Linked DNA regions of Homo sapiens: region 2 is linked to region 1. The links are chromatin loops, found by intact Hi-C in ENCODE. Cell type or tissue: HepG2. All regions are shown on one strand. Links, peaks and the distances in the headings refer to the core of each region. The heading gives the core; the rest is flanking DNA.

Region 1 (5,395 bases), core at 109-5,108:
AAGGATTTTCCAGGTGCCACTCATCTCTTATCATTCACCTCCTTGCGTAGCTTTTTTGCGTCGCGTTTTTTGACTTTCAACACTCACATGAGAGTCGACTGATACAGAAGAAAGGGACTACAAGGGACCAAAGAGGACAGAAGACAAAACTGGCTCTAGAAAACAAGTCTTTAGAGTTAGTTGCTAAACTGGCCAGCTTGTGTACACATAGTTTGCAAATGAAGGCTAGCGAGGAATAATTTCCTGACTAAATTATTTTAAACACAACTTTTAATGCTACGTAACTATACTACATGCTTTAGAGATGTTTTAAAATGAAAGAAGAATAAAGTGGCATAAGACCTCTTTGCAAATGAAATGGCAAAAGATTGACATAGCTGCTCTAGCCCATAATGTCATATACCTACCCAACTTGTAATGAACCATCTTCAAATACATTGCCTATTGTTTTTAAAATTGGGGGATGTGCAATCACAGCTACACAGTAAACCTGACATATGAATCTGATAATTTTTTAAGTTCATTTTATACTCCTTGAAAAATCTATCAAAACCTCAGAGGGCTATGGGCATATGATTGATTCTTTTATCATATCTCCCTCCTTGGGATCCAGATTCTAGATCAAGCTCAAAAGCCATCACAATGCTAGCCTTCTAAGTCCACAAATTTAATTGAACTAGCCTATGTTTTGTTAGTTTTTAAACATTTTCTTAGAAGGATTAGACTACGAAAACTGTTTAAAAATATGATAAAGGAGAGGGCTCCCTTCAATGTGTTTTAAAATATATCTCCACTTAAGCAACCTCACTGTTAAACTTGTCACTTGAGGGGGAGATTAGTTTAGAATAAGACAAAATGGTCTTTCTTGCTAACCTTTTCTTCTCCCTTGTGTATTTCTGAGCGGAAACTGTTACAATTCTATTTCAAGCTTAAAAAAAAAATGTCTTACAAAGGCTCACCCTCAGCCCCTTGGCATTAGACCTGGTTTATCACTTTCCCCTGCAGACATTTACACAAGAGTATTAATGTGGCATGTCAGTAAATTGAGACTCTCAGAGTTAAGGGTTAATCAAAATAATTTAGGTGATAGCAGTTAACTCTCTGGAGAATCTGAGACCTGAGGCCTCATCAGAAGCTGGCTGCACAGGAGATGGAAAAAAATGTAAAAGCCAGGGCTCTTTCAGTAGAAATCTCCAGGTCTCAGCTGGCACACAGGCTCAATTATCGGCTTTTAGCTTGGTGAAAAGTCAAGCATCCCCAGGACCCTGCTGCTCCAGGCATTTTATTGGCTCATTAAATATAGGATTTTGTTTTTCAGCCCCAGCCAAACGTGATATGCTATCCAAACAGAAAGTATGATGAGAGCTGGAATAGCTAACACATGCGCTTCCTTTACCCCTTCTCTGCGCTTCTCTCATCCCACCCCGCCCCCTATGCACTTTATTACAAGCACAAAATTCCTACAGAAAGAAACAGTGAGAGGCTTCACTGCAGAGACTGTTCGTAAGAACTCCGACCTCATTCAGTTACTCGAAAGTATGTTCTCAGCATGTGTGTTAGATTAATTCAACTAGAAATGTTTTTGCCCCAAAGAGCTCACAAAGTAGAAGATGACAATGAAGAAATGAGACCCAGAAGACTTTAATACTAGATAAACATCAGTTAATCATGCTAAAATGTTCCAAAGTCAGAAGCCATCAATGAGCATGAGAAATCTTTGGAAAACTGCTTAATAAGATCAGGAAAAGTGGAGAGGAGTTTTTGCTTCCTTTACTCATTGAAATGAAGAATAACTTATCCCCTAGATTGACCTCCTATGTAAAAAATATTCAGATTATTTTGGAATAGGGACCTGTTCTACACATGCATAGGAACTGACTTTTAATGGTTAAAATAAGTCCAATACAGTGGAAGTGGAGAAGACAATTTCTGGATACAATCCAGCAGACCCCAGAGCTTCCTGCTACTCTGAACAAACAGACACATTACTTTTTTCTCTTTTAGAAGTAAGCAGTTTACAAGAACTGCAGAGATATATCTTGAAACAATCTGCCACACCATTTGCCACACACATAATCCTCCTAGATTAATTTTTAAAAAATGAATGTTGATATAACCAATATGAGTGACATGGTAGTAAAATAAAATGCATTCATGTGTGGCTGCTGACATCCTAAAGTAATAACACCCCTAAAAGATAAAACCCTAAGAGCAACCCGAAAATATGTGTTATAAACCAAAAATATGTTTATACCTTTTGACTGAGGAATGCCAGCTTGAGGATTTATCCCAAAATAAATAAATGAATAGAAGAAAAAGTCACATACTTAATTTATGTAAAAAAAAAAAAAAGTATTGGGCTCTATATTGGCCCTATGCAAAATACTTATTTAGCAAAGAGACAAATAAGGAATTGAAGACAATTTCTTATTTGTCTCTTTGCTAAATTACAAATTTACAAATTACAAACTACCTAGTGGGAGAAAATAGGAGCATAAATAATCACGATGTGATGTAATAAGCACATCATCTGAGATATATGCTAGGTTCAGCAGTAACACAGGAGGTGGGAGAAGAACTAAAGGGACATTTATTCAACATACATTGTAGAGCACCTCCTAAGGGCTGTGCTAGGCTCTGAGACTAAGAAGCAAGGCAGATTGCCCCTGTGCTCATGATGCCCATGGTGGTCTAGTGACTCCAGATGAAAAGGGTAGCACATGCCCATAAGAGATGAAATAGCCTAGTATATTTGAGGAACTGGATGTAATAAGGTATTTCTGGAGCATAGAGTTAAGGGTTAGGGTTAGAGGGAGTGAAAAGGGAAGCAAAGCCAGGCTGTGGGGAACTTGAACGCACAAAAAGGTGTTTAGACTTTACCCTATGTTTGATGTAGCTTCACTGAAGGATTTGTAGAGGAATGACAGTCAGATCTGCATTTTGAAAGATGATTCTGTTACCAGCATAACATGAGTTGGGTTAGGGTGGATGTGAGCAGTGAGATTAGTGTCAGTGAGACCAAATGAGAGTCTACTGGTCTAGTCCAGACGAGAAGCCAAAAAAGCTTGAACTAGGTGAGTGCCAGAGAGTACAGAGAGAAGAGAAGCAATTCAAACAATCTGGTACAGCTGGCCTTTGATCTTCACAAGAGATTTGTCCTTGCAAACCCCCTATCTGATGACCATGGAAGTGTTTATAGAAGGGCCTGGCTTTCTCTCAAACAACTTTCCATTGCCACTTAGAGATTCCTTTCCTGTACCTGTCTTGATACCATCAGTTAAATGACTATTAATTTTTCATCGTATCTTTCTGTTTCACTTGAGCAGTTTTTGCACTCAAACTGGAATGACCATTGAAGTGCTTTTGCAATGACGAAGTTGGTTATTATGATGCTCATCTAAACCACTGCCAAATATGACATTTCACTTCAATTTATCCAAATGATTTTCTTAGTCTGCATTCTCTTTCTTTTCACCTCTGCCATAAGCAACAAGTAATAAGTTCTTTATAGAATTGTGTTTCATAAGAAATAAAGTTTTGTTTTTGTCACTGTATATGCTAGGACAAGTAAGGAACCACAGAGTTGAATATGGAGGCAGGATGGGTTTCTATGACAGCTAGAAGCAGTGACTCACTTCTGTACCTTAGCTATACATCATCCTACATTAAATACTGCCTCAGGATGTAATGAAGTAATGCATATAAGGTAGTTAATATTATATCTAGTATACCGGAAGCATTCAAAAAATGTTAGTAATATAGTGAAATTTAATGCAGGTATCGAATTGTTTTTTTTTAATTTAATGGATATGAACTCTCTACCTCAGGCCAAAAAATTTTACATACAATTTCAGAATACATACAAAGGTATGAAAATAAGCATTATGTAGGTATTACTGCATATGCTAAAAACTAACACACATATGCACACACACACACACATATATACACGCTAGTACATGAGAAAACCAAAGACCATTAAGTTAAAAAAGAGCAAAGTGAAAACACATAAATTGCATTATCTTGTGTAAAAATTTTTATAAATCTAGAGCTAGACAGGAGGAATAAGTTCTAGTGTTCTATACCACTGTATGATGACTATGGCTAACAATACTATGTTACATAGGTTCAAAATAGCTAATAAAGGATATTGAATGTTCCCAACACAAAGAAATGGTAAATGTTTGAAATGATGAATATGCTAATTACACTTATCTAATCACTTTACATTATATATATCACATCACTATGTACCCCATAAATATATACAATTAGTATGTGTCAATTAAAAAGATTTTCTCTTAGGAAAATAACAAATTTTTACAACTTTTAGAATATCTCTGTATTTTCAGAATAAAGTAATGAAAAATTTCACAATTATTCTGGGAAAAATATTCATGTGCTGTTTTCAGGATAACATGATTCATATCATCTGACATTTTGGGGGTCTTTTGCTGGCAATAAAAGTTCACATGCTGAGAGTGGCTAAGCACGCTGCAAAGTGATTTCTCAGTTGCTATTGAGGTGTTTTAAGGTTCATTCCCTGTAAACACACGAATTTCTAGAGTGTTGTTTTTTTTAAACCTCTCAAGAGTTTACATGTCTGTAAAATGTCACTTAATGTCACTGGGATTCATGCAAATTGAAGCTTTTACCTCTGCTATAAAAATAAAGGTTGTCACCTACAATGAAAAATGTGAATGTGTCATCTCTCTGAGGTGCTGCTTCACCAGACCCAAGGCATCAGAGCAGTGTTCCCTATACTAAAGAAAAAGAGACAGATTTGAAACTTTCCCCAGTAAGACAAAGATAGTCTGGGGGCAAGACTTCCTTGAGATACATTTAGCATAAGTGCGAGTTGTAAGGCTAGGGCCTTGCGATTGAAAATATGGTCTTCTAACCATCAGCAGCATCATCAGCATCATTGACCCCTGTCAGAAATACAGAATCTCAGGCCCTACCCCAGGCCAAGTGAATCAGAATCTGCATTTTAACAAGATTGACAGTGATTTGGAAGCACATTAAGGTTTGAGGAGATCTCAGCTTAAATCAGTGGCTGGTATGGGCACTATCATTAACATTGTTTCTCATTAAACAACTTCATATATTTATTTTTCTATAAATTGTTTTTATTATTTACATTACTAAGTACTATATGGCTATTTTATTTTAACTACTTGAACATATACTTCAAAATGCTGTGTTTTCCTATGGAAAACTAATGTGTCTATTTTTTAAATGACCCACTTTCAGGAAACTAACCATGACTTAAATTGAGACAGAAAAAAAATACTGTAATAGGTGGACTTTAAAGGTAGCCCAAGAATACTGCAAATTACAAAGTCAAAAATTTACTAGGAGGTAGAATTGACATGTCCTAATGAAACTGCAGGCT
Region 2 (5,395 bases), core at 210-5,209, 78 kb after region 1:
TCTCTTGCCTCAGCCTCCCATATAGCTGGGATTACAGGCATGTGCCACCACACCCAGCTAATTTTGTATTTTTAGAAGAGATGGGGTTTCTCTACGTGGGTCAGGCTGGTCTTGAACTTCTGACCTCAGGTGATCTGCCTGCCTTGGCCTCTTTTTCTAAAGATAGTAGAAACTAATAGGATGGATATAATTTTTATTATTTATTTATTTATAGAAACGAAGTCACACTACGTTGCTCAGGCTGGTCTCACCTCCTGCACTCAAGTGACCTTCCTGTCTCAGCTTCCCAAAGTGTTGGGTTACTGGTGCGAGCAACCATGCCGGCCAAGGATTTACTTTTTAAATGCCTAATAACAATAAAAACGTATAGGAAATTTAAAAAATCTCTATATACTCCTATATTACACACATACCCAGAAAACTACACAATTAAAAAGAAAATTCCTGATAGCTGCCCTCTCCTAAGTGTTTTTAAATTTCTCTCGTTTATCTGACTGACAAATATGCCAAGAAGTATAGATGACAAATGTTTAAACGGTCATAAAATATAAAATCACTTATTCCTTTGTAATAGAAATTTCAATTTATACACAGCAATTTATATTTAAAGTTACTGCATTAGATATTTTTGGAAAATGGACACCAGCCAACAATGAAAAGGGAAAACTAAAGAGGGAATGGTAGAATTTAAGTAAGTAGAACTAACCAAGCATTGAAAAGAAACCCGCAGGTGATAGCTATGCAGGAGGTTCAGAGAACAGTCTGTTCAAAGATGATCACTTAATAAATAGTATGATAAACTAAATGAATATTTACATAACAATACTGTAAATGCTACTTAGTTTTTAATTTTCAGATTCAACCATGAAGCAAAATAGGAAAAACAATTATACTTAACATAATTTAAACATTATAAATTTTGATACTGTAGAATTGATAGTGTAGCTGAGAGAAGTTAGGTTGTAAGGGACAGAAAAGGATAAAAATGTAGAAACCAAATGCTCTAAGTTCTACACTGGGCAGTTAAGAGTTATTGTTCAAAGTCAATGAAGCAATAAATCCAGCTCCAAATATACAACTTAGAGTTATTAGGGTAATAGTAGAAATATGGTAACACAGTTGATAAATGTTTAAGAATTTAAGTTCCTTGTCTTCCAAAGTAATAATTTGAGTCAACAGGGAAAATGCATAAATTAAGAAATATAAGCACATCATTTACAGAAGGAAGCAACCATTCAAAAGAACAAAAAACATCTGTGATAAGATCTGAGAAGATGAGGTGGGAGGTAGGAAGAAAAACTTTACTTTCATTTTATGTACTTTTTTTATACTTCTGAGTTTTTATTTCCATGTATAAAATTAATTTTATAATTTTTAAAATGCCATCTAAAATCCTGTGTTTGTGATTTTAGATGGTAAATATGAAAGACATAAATACCAAAACATTTTAAAAGTTGCTTGATTTAGGATTAAACACTGTTGACTAAAAATAATTTTTCAAAAATAAAAAACATTTATACTACAATCTCTTCTTCCTTTCAATTTGTGCCTACATCAATTTTTTTCCTCGGTCTCTGTAAAGTAAAGAAGAAAATTCAACAAAGGTATGCAGAATATATTAACGATAATGTGTAGGTAAAAGGAATGAGAAAAAAATGTGTGATTCTTAAAACTACCAAACTTGCTGGGCATGGTGGCTCAAACCTGTAATCCCAGTACTTTGGGAGGCTGAGGCGGGTAGATCCCTTTAGGCCAGGAGTCCAAGACCAGCCTGGTTAACACGGTGAAACCCCATCTCTTCTAAAATACAAAAAATTAGCCAGGTGTGGTGGCGCGCGCCTGTACTCCCAACTAGTCAGGAGGCTGAGGCACAAGAATCACTCAAACCTAGGAGGCGGTGGTTGCAGTGAGCTGAGATTGTGCCACTGCACTCCATCATGGAAGGCAGAGAGAGACTGCCTCAAAAAAAAACTACCAAACTTATTTTATAAAATCTAGATATAGGAGAAGAGTACTTTAAGTACTAACTAATGAGAACAATATACAAATATCCTTAAAATAAACAATTTTCATTTTCCCCATACACTTTACTCATTCTTTTAGGAGTTCAAAAACATATTATGAATAAGAATTGTTGTATTTTTCATGATGAAAATAATACATGTATTCACTTTTAATACAATGATAAATGTATTGGTGTTCTAAAACAATAACATCTTGTTTTAACTACTCAAGTTCAATAATTTCTTCTCAACCCAAATCAGCAACTGGCTTTAGTGTTTCTGCATATCTCTTCATAAAAGCAAATATGAAAGGAATTTAGAAAGGTGTCCAAAGTGCAAAGTCATCTCCATTCTGAGTACGCAACAGAAATAAAATGAATAGAGTTAAAACTTTTTATTCTAACACTTACGAAACTCAAGGAGTCATGCTAGGCTTATGTGATCTAGTTTCAATACCTCTAGTTACAAATATATAAATTACTAGAATCAAGGATGAATTGCTTGGTATAATATTATAGATGGGCTATATATTGCTCAATACAGTACTGAGCAATTCACACATTAGAATCAGACAGAAATGAGTTCAAACTGTGTACTATTTACATGTTTGCAAAGGTGGGCAAGTCACTTACATTCTCTGACCATCTTCTAAGTTAAGAACAATATCTACTATAACAGGCACCAGCGCTTGTTATATGCTAGAGAGTTTAAAATGTTAAATCACATCTCCAACAGTACTGAACTACTACTCTCTAAATAATATTTTCATTTTCATTCAGGTGCTCAGCTTTTTCAGTTTAAAGGGGCATCCCTTAGCACAGTTTCATGACTTTAGTGTAGCAGATCACAAATGAATTAGGTGGATGATTTGTTTCGGCTGCCTGTGGGACTATTACCTTATCAATTCTCATTTGAGGAGCAGTTAAGATGCTAAAAAATGTTTTTAACTAAATAAAATTTATTTACTGTTCTCATATATATGTATATGAAAAGTATAAAAATAGAAAAAATCAGGGTAAAATAATGAGATAAGGAATATATATGGTTTATAGACTTGAGCTCATATTTTAATTGTAGTTTTCACATTTTACTTTTGATCCTGAGGTTACATGCACTTCACGCTATCAGACCTCTCCCTTTCTCAGTTATATACAAGAATGACAAAAAAGAAATCTCTTCCTGTTTCAAGTGCAAAAAAAGGTACATAAACTAAGATTAATACATTGTTAATGAGGTTCAGTCATCTTAGAAATGGTAATATCTTCCAGTTTAGAATCGAGGTTTACAAGTAAAGAGGATCCTGAGCAAGAATAAAACAGGAAAGAAAAATAGAGGAAAAATTGGTCAAAGAATAATAATAGTTGTCATATATTCAACACTGGTATGTGAAAGCCAGATGCTTTAAATAAATCGTTTCTTATATTGCCAACAACTTTACAAGTAGGTATAATCATCTCCCTTTAGAGATGAGCAACTGAAATTCAGGAATGATCTACCCAAAGTCACTCAGCCAGGAAGTAGCACAGCCAGAACTTAAACTGAAGTCTGTCTGACTCCAAACAAAATTAAATCATGCCAAGCTATTTCCAGAACTTAAAATTTCTAGGACATCAAAATTTCGTTAGAGGGCAGTTACTTTTCCCTTCATTTGTACAAGAAGAGACAAAAACTAGGTGCAGAAATAGCTTTTGTCATCGATGAACACTCCTTCCTTAGTTTCTTCTTGTTAGTCATATGAACAAAAGAGATTTCAGGGTAAAAATGCCAGTATCGTATGCTTTTATTCCTAGTCAAAGGATGCTTTCAAAACAGTTCCCAACAGCAGTTGGACCATCAAAATCATGGAAGTAAGGAAAGAAGAAAGGAGGGAAGGAAGGAGTGAAAGGAAGAGGAAGAAAGTGAAAGAGAGGTGACAGGAGAGGGAAGAAAAAGGGAATAGAGGGAAACCAGTAGAATGTACTTTCTTCATTTAAAATATAATTTGTCTATCTACATCTTTTCCTCTCTCTTTTTTAAAAAGTACATTTAACTCCCCTATGTGAACTTCTTTTAAGTTCTCAGAATTCCAATGACACACTAATTTGCTTTCACTTTCTGGAAAGTAACAGTCTTACCATGAAACTTTGAGGCTTCAGGATCATTCGCATTGATAGCAATTAATTTCCAATCTGTTTCACCTTCATCAATAAGAGCCAAAATTCCAAGGATCTTCACATGAATAACTTCTCCACAAGAAAGAATCTTTAAAGAAAAAAGAAATTCACTATTTGCAAGGCTTTGGAGAGTTTACTCACATATCACAAAATCCATATAAAAGATTAAAAGAACTACAGACTGAAATGTAACAAAGCCTCAATAATTAAAAATAATATGAAAATAGCCAAAGTCTGCCTTGCAATGTCCCTTTAGAGTTAACTTTCTCAAAATTTCCACTTTCACCAATGACTGAATTATTTTACAGATAAACAACTTGCCCTCCCATTGCAAACAACTAAAAAACTGGACAAAATATATGAAATCACTCGTTTCAGACATTAAACAACAGGCAGTACAGGACTGTGATCCCAGAGAGAAGTAAACAAATGAGAAGAGATGTGATTGCCCTGGTTTTCTGCTCAATACACATTCCAAACCACAGCAGAGAGAAAGGAACCCAGTAAGAGGACAGGGATCTCACTGAGGTTAAAAAAAAATGGAGGATGAGGCAGCTGGAATTTGTAGGGCATGGTACTAGAAATAAGAAATAACTACAGCAATATACATAGGGGTTCCTTTGAGACACGGATTAAACACTAACCTGTGCATTCATGGGATGAGACTTTATAAGTCAAGGCAAAGAATAATGGCCAGAGACCTATAAAATGAGTTCCAACCACCCAGGAAAACCTCATTTACCACAAGGGGCATTCATTAGTGAGCCTATAATAGGCATGCATTAATGGTAGGACTAAACTGGCTCTCAAACAAAGGTTACTCTAGACCTGTCCTAACAAAGTTTTAAAAGTGCCTGGATACAACTAAACTGACTCACAAGTAACTACCTGTAAAAACAAATATTCTTTAAAGGAAGACAACAACATCCAGGCACTCGACATAACACAACATCCAAGATCCTGTCAATATGCAAGAAAATGTAAACCCTAAATGGGGAAAAAATTAAAAATCATTCAACAGAAACATTTCCAGAAATGTTAGATGATGGAATTAACAGATAGGAACCTCAAAACAACTACTGTAAATATGCTCAAAGATTTAAAGAAAAACATGACAATATGGAAGAGAGAAATAGAAAACAAAAAAAACCAAATAGAACTTTAAGAGCTAAGACATATATAATCTGAAAAGAAAAATTCTCTCAATGAGCTTAACAACAAAATAGACATTGCCAAAGA

Evidence for each region. Peaks named below come from ENCODE experiments on the same cell type or tissue, not always from the same donor. Only the 100,000 strongest peaks of a DNase experiment are listed, where the experiment ranks them.
Region 2: it touches region 1 in a loop (2.6-fold over the local background); 1 of 110 quality-filtered maps calls a loop at or near these places.

What each region holds. Positions count from the first base shown.
Region 1 is chr4:105,342,422-105,347,816 of GRCh38, forward strand. All of the region lies in intron 1 of TET2-AS1 (TET2 antisense RNA 1), which reads right to left. Among named protein-coding and RNA genes, the nearest start is that of TET2-AS1, 7.8 kb to the right of the region's middle. In HepG2, for the core only: no CTCF peak of the experiment used is centred there; a DNase peak (open chromatin) is centred at 3,140.
Region 2 is chr4:105,420,079-105,425,473 of GRCh38, forward strand. It overlaps PPA2 (inorganic pyrophosphatase 2), which reads right to left. Exons shown (of 12, transcript NM_176869.3): 7 at 4,118-4,244. Among named protein-coding and RNA genes, the nearest start is that of PPA2, 51 kb to the right of the region's middle. In HepG2, for the core only: no CTCF peak of the experiment used is centred there; a DNase peak (open chromatin) is centred at 2,323.